Regions from separate parts of the Homo sapiens genome. Here regions 2 and 3 are each linked to region 1. The links are chromatin contacts, found by Hi-C or POLR2A ChIA-PET in ENCODE. All regions are on one chromosome and are shown on one strand. The core of a region is the stretch at or near the end of the contact, and the rest is flanking DNA. Distances in the headings are between cores, read along the strand shown. Region 1 holds the start of LRP2 (LDL receptor related protein 2). Region 2 overlaps ABCB11 (ATP binding cassette subfamily B member 11). Region 3 holds the start of PHOSPHO2-KLHL23 (PHOSPHO2-KLHL23 readthrough).

The links. Hi-C counts contacts between places; a loop is a spot of excess contacts on that map. ChIA-PET counts read pairs that join two places held with the same protein, here RNA polymerase II (POLR2A). Pooled maps may share reads with other maps.
Region 2: a map of CD4-positive, alpha-beta memory T cell shows a loop between it and region 1 (6-fold over the local background). The contact joins the enhancer-like site here to the promoter of LRP2 in region 1. A Hi-C loop is called at or near these places in 1 of 168 maps with a recorded cell type or tissue (CD4-positive, alpha-beta memory T cell) and 9 of 50 pooled maps. POLR2A ChIA-PET finds 5 or more read pairs at or near these places in 1 of 52 experiments (WTC11).
Region 3: a loop to region 1 is called in a map of naive thymus-derived CD4-positive, alpha-beta T cell, with 5 times the contacts of the local background. The contact joins the promoter of PHOSPHO2-KLHL23 here to the promoter of LRP2 in region 1. A Hi-C loop is called at or near these places in 1 of 168 maps with a recorded cell type or tissue (naive thymus-derived CD4-positive, alpha-beta T cell) and 10 of 50 pooled maps. POLR2A ChIA-PET finds 5 or more read pairs at or near these places in 2 of 52 experiments (H1 and Panc1).

The regions. Positions count from the first base shown.
Region 1 is chr2:169,360,668-169,364,722 of GRCh38, forward strand. LRP2 (LDL receptor related protein 2) reads right to left here and starts at 1,867. Exons shown (of 79, transcript NM_004525.3): 1 at 1,654-1,867. The coding sequence starts at 1,732. RefSeq lists enhancers at 1,718-2,351, 2,352-2,985.
Region 2 is chr2:168,962,563-168,966,617 of GRCh38, forward strand. It overlaps ABCB11 (ATP binding cassette subfamily B member 11), which reads right to left. Exons shown (of 28, transcript NM_003742.4): 18 at 1,644-1,746. Among named protein-coding and RNA genes, the nearest start is that of G6PC2, 63 kb to the left of the region's middle. Within about 2 kb of position 1,934, at least 4 of the 41 ENCODE cell types and tissues checked have a DNase peak (open chromatin) inside an H3K27ac peak, as active enhancers do.
Region 3 is chr2:169,692,089-169,696,143 of GRCh38, forward strand. It overlaps PHOSPHO2-KLHL23 (PHOSPHO2-KLHL23 readthrough), which reads left to right and starts at 2,381. Exons shown (of 5, transcript NR_144936.2): 1 at 2,381-2,534; 2 at 3,127-3,159. CFAP210 (cilia and flagella associated protein 210) reads right to left here and starts at 2,317. Exons shown (of 9, transcript NM_001085447.2): 1 at 2,173-2,317. The coding sequence starts at 2,239. It overlaps PHOSPHO2 (phosphatase, orphan 2), which reads left to right and starts at 2,381. Exons shown (of 4, transcript NM_001008489.4): 1 at 2,381-2,534; 2 at 3,127-3,159. RefSeq lists an enhancer at 2,100-2,279 and a silencer at 2,410-2,689.

The DNA.
Region 1 (4,055 bases), core at 617-3,116:
CTGCACAATAATAATAAACCCTCTTTCTGCGTTACCAACACTGAGAAAGGGTGTTCAAAGGAAGGTTATTAATGATCTCTCCTTGCCTCTCCTGCCTTTCTGAAGACTTTTGCAAGACCTGTGGGGTTTGTTAGGGTTTCCAAACTTCTTCCCAGGAAGTCTGAAATGGGTGCTGCTAGGAGTTGCTGTATAATTACTTACTTGATTCCCTCTAAGGAGCTTACGCTAAGAATTGAGGAAAGAAAGCAGATTAACCATTTGAATACATGCCACGGCCCATCCACAAGCCCTCCCCTCACTCCTCCGTAAATGGGGGCTTCCACATTCCCCACCCATCAACCCCAATATGTGATCCAGGAAAATCAATTTATTGCTTTGGCTAATCCTACAACAATAGGGGTTTCATTTTCATTGTAGGGCAATTAAGTTGTCCGACGGGAGGGAAGGAGCAGGAGGGGAAAGGGGGGACTCTCCCATCCCCACAGACAGATTAGTCCCTGCGGTGGCAGCAGCGTCCCCTCTGTCTGTCTGGTGGTCGGTCACACGCAGCTCCCGGCTGCTACCTAGCAACGCAAAGCCAGGGGGAGAGCTCGCCGGTTCCAGCCTCCTCCTCGCCCTTCCCATTCATCCTCGGCCGGGTCTCTGTCTCTCTGTCTCTCTCTGTCTCTCTCTGTCTCTCTCTGTCTCTCTCTCTCTCTCTCTCTCTCTCCCTCTCTCTCTCTCTCTCTGTCTCTCTCCTCTCTCTCCTCTCTCTCTCTCTTCTCCCGCCCCAGTCGTTCTCTTCCCTCCTTCTTTCCTTATTCCTATTTGCTTCTCTTACGCTCTCTCCTCTTCCCTTCTTACTAGTTTTATTCTCTCCGCTTCTTTCTCCCTCTCTTTCCCTCTTCTCTGTTTCTGTTAAAACATAAACTATCGGACAACTTGAGAGAAGTTTAAAGCACTTCATACTAGAAACTTTCTGCATTCGATCCCCAAAACTCTGGCCATGCAGACGGGCCCCATTCATCAACACAAAAGCCCCCAGCTCCCAGCTGGAAAGGAAAACTTCAAGAAAAGACTCCAGTCCCTCAGCCACTCTCTCGGCCAATCCCACCTCCCGGCCTTATCTTGGCTCGTAAATGATCTGTATGGTGAGAGCGGTCTCTGGGGGTCACCGCGGGACCAAGTTTCGCCGGTGGTGGGAGGAGTGCTCTGGCCCGCGGCCCTGGGCGCGCGAAGGGATCCCGGGAGGGGCGCTGCAGGTGGAAAGCTGCGCTCTGAGCAGAGCCCGGGACCGCGCCGCCCAGCAGAGAACTCCGCTAGGGAGGGCAGGCTGCAAACGGCGGAGAACCTCGTTCTCCCGCAAAGTGCTTTCCAGGAGCATCGGACCAACGCCCGTGGGAACAAAGACAGGGTCTCCGTGGGGTGCGCTGTCACCGAAACTGGCGGGGCTGCTTTCTCAAGTTTGCTGCCGCTCAGTTCCTGGCGAGCGAAGAGGGGCGCTCCCGCTCCGGCTTCGCGAAGCAACCTGAGCGCCCCACCGGGAGCAGCTCCCGCGCCGCCGCCCGGCCCTAGCCCCTGCCCGGACGCTCTCCCCTCCGGCCTCCCGCGGACCCGACCCTGCCACAGCCGGGGAAGTGGGGGCTCCACGAGAGGCTCTGGCTGGGCTCTTACCTTGGCCACTGGCCGGCGCTAGGCAGGCGACGAGAGCCAGGAGCAGCGTGCACGCCACTGCTGCCGGCCCGCGATCCATCTCCGCGACGGTCCCCGGCCTCGCCGTTCCTTCCCCGGGAGGTGGGCGCGCGTAGCACACCGCACCGGCAGCGCCTCTGCTAGCGAACGCTCCTTTAGGTCTGCACCTCCGCCAGCTCCTAGTGGCCAAAAGCCTGCCCCCACGCCCGAGGCATCCCGTTTTCTACCCGCGCCAGTCCCCACCCTCCAGACAGTGCATAAAGCCCTTTAGACCCGACCGCCCCGGAACAAGCATGCGGGAATCCAGCGGGCAGGCCCCCTGCCGCCCGGCCCGCCCCCTGCACTTTGCAGCGCGGGGAGGAGTGGGCACTCGAACACACGCGTGCTCACACAGGGACACTCACACAGGCGTGTGCACACTCACACACGCACTCATACAGGCGCATGCACTCCTAAGTGTCACACCAACTGACACAGATTCACTCATACACGCCAGTCACACACGCGCGCACATTCCACAGTCACACTTCAACGCCGACATACACAGTCCCCTTTACGCGTGCATACAAGAGCACACTCCTGTGCGCACACTCTCACAGGCACACTCACACGTGCACACGCGCTGCCCTCGCCTCTCCGCAGGGTTTGCCCCGCACAGAAGCCGGCGAGGCGGCTCACGGGGAAATCTGCACGGACGCAGTTTTACTAAATGAGCAATGGAAAGAAATGGACGAGGAGGAAAGTCAAGAATAGAGAAGAGAAAGAAAAAATAAGAAATGGAAAAGGAAAGCACAACCAGACAAGTAAAAATGAAGGAAAGAGAAAGAAAGGGAAAGAGGCGGGGGTAGGGAAGGGAAGGAGTAAAGAGCCTGCTGGATGGAGATCTGTGACCTTCATTCCTGGCCTGATCTCTCTAGGCTCCTTCGGATATCTTGGTTTCCCCTGATAGGATACAGGCTGCTGAGATGGGGTGCTTTGTGTTTTTACAAATTAGAGAGGGAGGTGGATCTTTGTTGGGGAGGTTGGATCCTTATTTAGCAATTATTCAGCACCACATCTACAGGTGTCATGGCCAGATCGTGCTTCTTACAAGTCTGCTCATTTTGAAGCAAAATTGAAAAAGAGCGAACGTCTTCTCCATGGTTCCGGTACCCTTTTATAAGAAGGAGAAACACGAGAGGTTCAGGGAACCCCTAGCCTCCCTTCTTTGGGGCCGCTTTGGACAGGCTGGCAAGGGGCCCGGAAGCCAAAAGCACAAGTGGCCTTACACCCGCCCTCAGCGCACGTCCTCAGCCTGTACGTGACATCAGAGCCCACAGGGAGGGGTAAAAAAGGAGGGTTGATGCAAGTTATTTCCCGGTGGTGGGAACCCTGTGTGAGAAGGGGCTGTTTGCGGGCCTGAGGCCATCCCATCATCTCCAGCTCCAGCCCCTGAACCAGCGCGGCAGCTAGTCCCAGGCTCCGGATCCTGGTCCAAGAAGTCAGGAGCCCTTTCCCTCCAGCGAAGGGGCCGTGACGCATGGAGGAGACAGCCCTGAACGCACGTGGTCGCTGGACAGGTTCCCGCTGCCTCCCTTCCCCAGGGGCGAGAACCTGCCAATTACTGCCAGCCCCTTTCCCCGGGGCACAGGTCGTCCGGGGCTCTGCTGACCCCAACAGTCCGGATCGCGTAGCTTCCGTGGGCTGCAGTGGTAGGCGCAGCTTTAGGTGTGGGGGCTAGGGGAGGGAAAGGATAGGTGTTACTTTGGAAAGACAAAAAGAGATAAATAGACACAAAAAGAGAAAACTTAGGCTTAAAGAAAAAAAGGTGGAGCGGGCAGCGTTGTGGGAAAGAGTGGGAGAGATTCCTGGATTGGGAAATCCAGAGGTCTGTGCTCTGGCCAAAGTCACTGGTTCTCTATTTGCCTCCCTGCATAGTGTTGGGCGCTGTGCGGCGCGGAGGAGACAGGACTGGGGACAGGAGAGCCGGGGTCTGGGGAGGGAGGGGGCGACCGGACCGGAGCGGGAGGAGGGAGGCGGCGAGGGGGCTTGATGCTGCACTCCAGTCTTCGCGGGTGATTTATGCCGGTTCCGGGCGGCCGAGGCGATGGTACGAGACCGCGCCGGGGTCAAGCCGGTCCGACGCCCGCTGGGGCCGCGCTGCATAGTCAATGAGCGTCCCCGCACCTCCGACTTACAAAGAGCGGCCGCCGGCTGGCGGGAGGGAGGAGCGCGAGTGCGGGAGGGGCTGGGCTCCCTCCAGTGCGCCCGTGGGCGCGCAGGCGCGAGCGTGTGTGTGTGTGTGTGTGTGTGTGTGTGTGTGTGTGTGTGTGTGTGTGTGTGTGTGTGCCCTTTCACTGTAGCAGCCAGGGCTCCAAACATTCCTTTCTGTACTGAAGAGTTCC
Region 2 (4,055 bases), core at 684-3,183, 400 kb before region 1:
TTCTTTCCATCCTTTCTTACTTTTACTTTTATTGTCAAATATCTACCCAGAAACTAGAAAAAATTAAAATGCAAAAATTAAATATGATTGGTATTGTTATGGTTCAATAGAAATGTCAATGTAGTGTTTGGTTCTTTCTCCCCTGAAGCTCTATTAAACTCCTGCTCTTATATAATACATCTTATAGTTATCTGGGACAGCACCATGGACTCAATGAAATAGCTATTTCTAGAACTAGAAGAGAGGTTGAGTCTTTAGTGGCAGGATGCAGTAAGAAACTATGCTTGCTAAATGTGTTTTCTCTCACTGTGATTCATCCTGCTGCTCCTGAGAAAAAGTCTTCCATGGAATTTATTTAAAGCCTGTGTTAGAAATTGAGACCTCTGTTTATTCAGTATTAATACATTAAAAACAAAAGAGAACCCAATCACTCCCTTGTCATTTTCATACGGTCATAAAGAGTACTCTACTTTATTCCAAATTTGTCCATTATGAATCAATGTTTGTAATTACTGCCTAGTGGATTCACGTGTTGGAATTTTATTTAAGACAATTTGAAATTATATCATGCATAATGGATGTGCTTGTAATTTAAAAATTCTCTGACTTATTTGCTTTGATAAATCTTGCAGTTGGGGTTTTATTTTATTGTAGAAATTCATGTTTTCATTCTAATTTTTAAAATCTCCTGATGCCTTACTAAGTGCAAGGCACTGGGTTAGGTAACCAAGTTGATTCAAACACAAATAAGGTGTATCACTAACTTTCAGAGGCTTATAATTTAGAAAGGGGATAAGTCAACATGACTTTGATTAAGGCTCAATAAGAAAATTGCCATGAAAATTTTCTAACGAAGGGTGGTAGGGGAATGAACGTAAAAGTATCAGGGCTGACATGTAACGTGCAGTAATGAGGAAAGGCTTGGAGGAGAATGGGTGGTCTGTTTATGTGAAAATTAGACAATGTCTACAACAGCAGGACACCTGCATCCTTAGGAAGAAATTGTGTATTGCTATACATGTTGTTTGCTTTCCTAGCTCTTTAATTTTATGCTACCTTGAATTATGTTAAAATTGATAGTATTATTTTAAATGTATCTTAAAACCATTATAAAAATTGTATGAAATCAACAAATGTCTGTGAAACCTAATTGGCCTCCATTAATTCAAATATTTTGATAACTTGTAATAAGGGCTAGCCTATTCAAACACTTTTGTTGATCAAGGTATTTTTGCCAAAATTATTGTAATTTAAGAAAGAAATTTTAAAATTTGAGAAAAAAGCTTTCAGGTATTCTTAACAACTTTTATAAAAGGATTTCTACATATGAGCAAATAATCTGCTAAATATCTAGAATTCACACATTCTGTGTTTGTTAGAATAGTTTGTCTAAGACAATTAACCCTCCGAAGTCCAGTTTTCATTACCTTGTATTCTTAAAAATAATCAATTAACTAATCTGCATTAAAAATATTGTGTAAAACTTAGAGTTTTCATTAGGTCTTAATGCTCTGTCTTTTAGTCTGACTTGAAACACTGCTAGATATATACCTAGAAAACTCATATTCTCAGGCTTAAAGGGTACCCAACAGTCCCCAGGAGAGACTTCTTCCATTCCCCCCCATAAGCAGTTGGTGCCTGACCTTTCTATCTTCTTCATAGGTAGACTTATGATCTACAACAGCTAATGGAGGTTCGTGCACCAGGTAAGAAAGCTGAGACTTGGAGCGTTGCCGGATGGAAGCCCTGTAAATAAACAGAAAGATGAAACAGTGTAGACTGTGGCCAGATTGGAGCAGGATCAACTGGTGTCCAAGTTTACATTTCATATGTCAAATAAATAGAAATGTTTGGTAGGTCACATGGTAACCAGGAAAGGGAGCTTGCAGGTTAGGTTTGACAGAGCTAATCTTAGGGCAGAGCTAATCAGGTTGATTGCTCTGGGCCCTAAACTCTTGCAAGTGTTGGACCCAGATTCAGAGTGTAGTCAGGGAGGGAGAAAGAGAAAGGGAGCAAAGCTGTCCTACCAGTTCATCAAAAAACCACCTAAGGCTCAAATACTTTCCAAACCCACATGGTTCTGCTAATTGCTGCCTTGGCAACAGTCTATTTCCTTTACTTTCCTTCTGGCTTAGATTGTGGTCTTGATATCTTTCTCTCATACCTGATGTGTTCACTTTAGCATGGTTACAAATGATATGAGGAAATAGGGCCTCTGATGAGATTTTCTCCAGGCTATATACTACCCTGCATTCAGACATGCATGAATGAGTATCTTGTTGAAATATAATTTAGCTCAATGTGTTCATTCATTTATTCATTAATTCAACAGAAGCTTATTGGGCATCTACAACTTACAAACCAATGCCAGGTGATGTTGGGGACACAAAGACTAGCCAATAACAGATTTCTCCTTCAAAAAATTTAAACCTTATAGAAGAGGCCTGTACCACACCCTAAGGTAAAGAAGAATGTGGTAAGTGCTATTAGGCAGGTTTGAATAAAGAGTATGGAAAGTCAAAGGAAAAAGAAATGTATGGCAGGTGTTACCAAGGCAAGATTCATGGATGAGATGGCTAAGGTAGGATATGGGGATTTGTAGACTATAGAAAAGAGCATTTCTGACTGAGAGAATGTATAAACATAAGCATGGAGACAGGGGAGGACAGGGTTGCTTGCTGAATATACTGAGTACATGACAAGCATGGGAAGTGATTGGTTCAGACTCCACCCTCCTCTTCCCTCCCCCAGACTCCTGGGAAGGAGGCCCCCATTCTCCTCTAGGTTAATCTTAAAGTATTTAGTGCTGGGAGCTGTTGACAATTATGTTGAGACCTTCAAAAAAAGAAGCTTTCTGAAAAATGAAGCCAACAGTGAAATAGTAGAGCTGAGAAAGGAAGAGAGAGAAACTATTTTCTAGCTTGGACATATCACTGAAGCTCTAGCCTTGCCTGAAGCCAAAGCATCTTTGGAATATTTAGTTATATGAGCTGATTCTGTCTCTCTAAAGGTAAATCCAAGTTGGGTTAGGTTTTCAGTCATTTGTAAACAGTCTTAATGGTTAAGAGGCAATGCTGAAGACTGTGTTTTAGAAAGAATCACCTGAAGTAAATGGTGTAAAGAGAGAGATGTGAGTGATGAGGAGACCTGCATCAACTGTTTTAGTGCCATCTAGATGAATCCATTCACATATCTTTCTCTACCATTTTGCATCCAAGTGAAATTTCACCAAAACAAATATCAAGGTGGTGCCTGCCTACTATATGCTCATCTAGCCTTCCAGAGAAGGCAGTAATGTATCAACTGAGTTGCTCCAATTTGTTCCCATTTTCTGTTAATGGCACTTCCATCCTCTTAGTCACCCAGGTTCAACACCATGCAGTTTCCTCAAGCCCTCCCTCTTCCTTGCTCTTGCACATTCAGACTCTTGCCAAGACTCATTATGACCAGGCATTAAACCACTCCTCAACGCTACTCCCTGCCACCAAACTTCTGGGACACCTCCAGAGACTCCCTCCCACCTAGCCTGAAACTACACAGCAATGAAGTCATTTCTCCCAGTTAGGTAACAGAGGTCAGGATGTCTTCTCCAGAAGGTGTGCAGAATAGGCTTGTGTCAGCTGGTGAGAACAAGGTGCTTGATAGGAGGAGACTTAAGGTCAAGGACCTAAAAAGCAAATGCAGAGCAATGGATGCCAAGGTAGGAGTTTGTGGAGCAGGAGAGGCCATCAACATATGACTGACTACCTTCCAGTTCTGAGTATGGGAAGACCTATGTCCTTGGCCCCTTGGATATCTACTTTATATTTTTTAAGTCTCTCTCTTTCACCATTCTCCAGATCATTCGAGCTGTCTAGCCTAGGCTGTCATGAGGCCATGGGCAGTGCATGTGCTAGGCAGGTTTACCTCTCTCATCCACTAGAAACACCATCCCTTTTCAGAAACTGACAACATCTGTCTCTCCCCTTCTCTGAAGCTGTGTACCACTTCTCACTGCAAATAAAAACAACTAACTTGGGGGACTAAATACTATCTTTCTCAACATTATTATTTAG
Region 3 (4,055 bases), core at 1,131-3,630, 330 kb after region 1:
CTGGGCATATACATAGCTCTATGCATGCACTTGGCCTTCTAGATTCCCAGGAATATGTCAGGAGCTTTCCAAAGCCCCCTATGGACATATCACTTCCCAACTGATCCTTTTAAGATTTTCGGTCAGCTTGTTGTTTGCCTCCCAACTGTATCACTGCCTGCCTGTTTCATGCTGTTATAACAGAATACCTGAGACTCGGTAATTCATAAGGAATAGAAATTTATTGGCTTATGGTTCTGGAGGCTGAGAAAGCTAGTATCGAGGTGCCAGCATCTGGCAGGGGCCTTCTTGCCGCATCATAACATGATGGAAGGCATTACATGGCAAAAGGGCAAAGAGAGGGCAACAGGCGCACGCACACACACACACACACACACACACACACACACACACCACACAGAGACAGAGAGAGAGAGAGAGAAAGAAGAGGGCCAACTTTCCCACTTTTATAATGAACCCATTCCCCAGATAATGGCATTAATCCCTTTACTCTGCCCTCATGGCCTATCACCTCTCATTAGTCCCTACCTTCCAACATTTTTACATTGGGGATTAAGTTCCCACACATGCCTCTGATAGCTGTGATATTTAAAATTGCCACTGAACATTTGACAAACATACTTGGTGAGTTTGAAGTCAGACTAAATAACAATAAGCCTCATGAGTGAGATTTTCCAAGGAACTATCAAACATGTCGAATAATAACAGTTGTCTGGCTTTGGAGTGGGTCAAATTCTGTTTTGTCCCCTCTACCAGTTGCTAAGTCACTATTTTTCACTGTGATTACTGTGGTTATCTAGGCTGACACGGGGCTGGGAGAAAAGTATAGGACTATGGCAAGTTAAAATGCCAAAAACCTTGCTGTTGTTACAAAAATCCAGCTGTTTTTCTTTAGTAAACACTCTACAAATTGTTGCAAGCCTTTGGTTAATTTCCAGAGTTCTGAAAAAGTCGATATTGATGATTTTTGCCACTGTTCTTGTTGATTTTATGGAGGAGAGGATTTCAGGCATAGATCCTATTTCACCATTCTGGCTGATGTCATCCCACTAAATCTTTATAAATTATTTATTTTACTAATAGCTGCACACATCTCTGAACCTCTCTCCAACTTAGCCTTCCCCTAAAAATGGAGATTAAAATTTAGCAGTGAGGCTCAGGTGGAAGCTTTTGAGCTAGTTGCCACAAAACATTATTTAACAACTATTAGGTAAATCTAAACCAGGTAGTGCAGAAATGCATATGCAGGAAAGTGAATGTGTGGGACTAATTGTGCTTTTCCAAAACTGGCCATGTTGGTACTGTTTCTTTCCTTTTACATGGCAAAAGTCCGCTGCTAACCTCATAAAACCTCCACTGCATAAATATCCACTAGTGAAGAATGACTGGCTGTCACTCTGCATCTGGTGCAGGGGGCACTATTGCTACAGAAGCTCGGGCAATGACATGAAGATACTTCAAATTGCCAAAGTTCTAGTTGTCACCATGACAACATTAATTGCTAATTTACAGACGTAAGAAACTGTTGTAGCTAGAATTGATAGAGTTCTTTAGAAGTCTATTTCTATTCCAAAATCAAATTGTTATAACAGGTCACCTGAATTACAGTACTTTATGTCACACGATTTTTTTTTAACTCTCTAAAAGCATTTGACTTAGAGAGAGACCTTATATTTACTTTAGAGAGGAGGAAATGGAGATATTTCCTTCAGAGACTTTTAGTAAAGACCAATCAGCAGGTTTGCAGAAGAGCCAAGCCTCTAAAGAGGTGACTTATATTTCCAAGAGATATTCCAATTCAATCAGTGAATAACAAACTTTAAGCGTGCGGGAAATTTAACAAAACCCAGACTCTCAGAGCTGCAACTGCGCAGTTTTAGGTCAGCTGGGGCTGGGGGTGGGGGTCTCTGATTTCCTATCTTTTCTCCACCCCTATTTCTGTAAACATTCTCCCACCCACTTCCACTCCCCGTTTCCCTCCTTCACCCATTCACCTGAGGGCAAGACGGCCTAACTTCACACAGAGCCCAAAGATGCTTATTGAGGATGCTTTCGACCTGGTGGAGTCCATTTCAAAAGGCAACTGAAGCCCTCATTCGGCATCCTCGCCTCTCACTCCATGCCGGGGGTCCAGAAACAATCCCTGTCCCTGGATAGGTCAGTTTAGCTCACCTGTACTTTCCTTCGCCCGTCCACAGCGCCGTCCAAACCGTACCAGCATCTCTGACGAGGTGTCCATGATGCTCCTAGATCTGGAAAAGTGACTGTGGCGCCAAGCGCCGCGGACGCCAGCCGGTGGAGTTGTTACTCGTACCACGCGGTTGCTTGGCAACGCCGCCGGAAGTGACGCCAGCCGTAGCCGAGGAACAAGGGAGGTGCTGCAGTTGGCGGTCGGGCTAGAGAAGAGAGGCGCCTGCGCTTGCGAGCTGGGCTTGTGAGTGGGGCTGCCGAGAGGGCAGGCGTGGGGCGAGGCCAAAGGACTGAACCCGCAGGAGCGTCACGGGCGCCGGGGCGGCTGCCGACGGCGGGACTGGGTCAGTGAGAAGCCCGTGGGCCCCCGCCCTGCCTGCTACTCCCATCCCCACCTGCGCGCTCCCCATGGGGGACGACCCCCGATTGGGTCCGATGCCTACCCTCGGGGTGGAGCCGGCAGGTGTGTGAGCGCGCGAGGCCTAGGCGTGGTGTGTGCGTCCGCAGATCTCCTCGCGGGTGGAGTGTGAGGAGCAAAGCCCTCCCTTAACTATAAAAACCCGCGGATTCGCTGACATAAACGCTGTTTTTTTAATCCTTTGGTTTCTGAGGCATGGTCAGGACTAGATGGGGCCAAGTTTTTTAAAAATAGGAATGTTAAAACGTAATGATATGCTTAGAATATTTACGTTAGGACCTTTGAGATATTTTAAATTTCTTGGTAAATACATGACCACAGAAATCTGTTAGGAGTAGCTGCGCGTTTGGTTTCAAAAGATGCTTTTCTAACACATTGATGTACAGATAACTTCATTACTAACAAGTTGGCTCTGACGTGTACACATAATGCACCAAATTGGAGTCTCTCAAAATGAAAGAACAAAAAGATTTTTAATAACGAATGTTCTAACACATAGTCGTGCTATTTTTCTTTAGGTTTTCTATCAGATGTTCCACGTAATAATGCTGGTAAGTATGGAATAATTAAGAAAATATTTGAAGACAGAAATTAGTTTGTGCACATACAGCGCTGGTAGGTTTTTGGAACTATACCTTAAAAAGTGTCAAGAACTGGGGGCCAGGCGCGGTGGCTCACGCCTGTAATCCCAGCACTTTGGGAGGCCGAGGCGGGCGGATCACGAGGTCAGGAGATCGAGACCATCCTGGCTAACACGGTGAAACCCTGTCTCTAGCAAAAATACAAAAAAATTAGCCAGGCGTGGTGGCGGGCGCCTGTAGTTCCAGGTACTCTGGAGGCTGAGGCAGGAGAATGGCGTGAACCTGGGAGGCGGAGCTTGCAGTGAGCCGACCATCGTGCCACTGCACTCCAGCCTGGGCGACAGAGCGAGACTCCGTCTCAAAAAAAAAAAAAGTTTCAAGAACTGGGAAGGAACAGAGATTTTTACCCTGTTTGCAGGCTAACTTAGCCTGGCAGTTTCATGGAAGACACAAGACTATTCATTTCAGGAATGAATTACTCCCAGCAGTAGCCAGTAAATCAGCAATTTCGCCTGAGTTCCCTAAAGCCCCAGTTCCCACAGGATAATGCAAAGTGGGCAAGAAGTCACCTAGATGTAGTGTGTGTCGAATTACAGGAAAGGAGCCCTGAGCTTAGGGAACCCAGATCTTTATCATTTGGACAAATAAGCATGTTTCTCAAGGCTGTCCAGTGTACAAACATCCTTGAGACAATAGTCTAGAGGAAAGGGCAGTCAGTAAGACATGCAGAACCACCAGAGACGCAGGGAAAATTGTCTCCCAACAACAATTTTCTGGAATTTTAACAAAATTGGTTACAAAAGTATTGAATCTCATGATTTGATGTCAGTTACTTGCCAATTTGACATGGTGGTCAGATATAATTT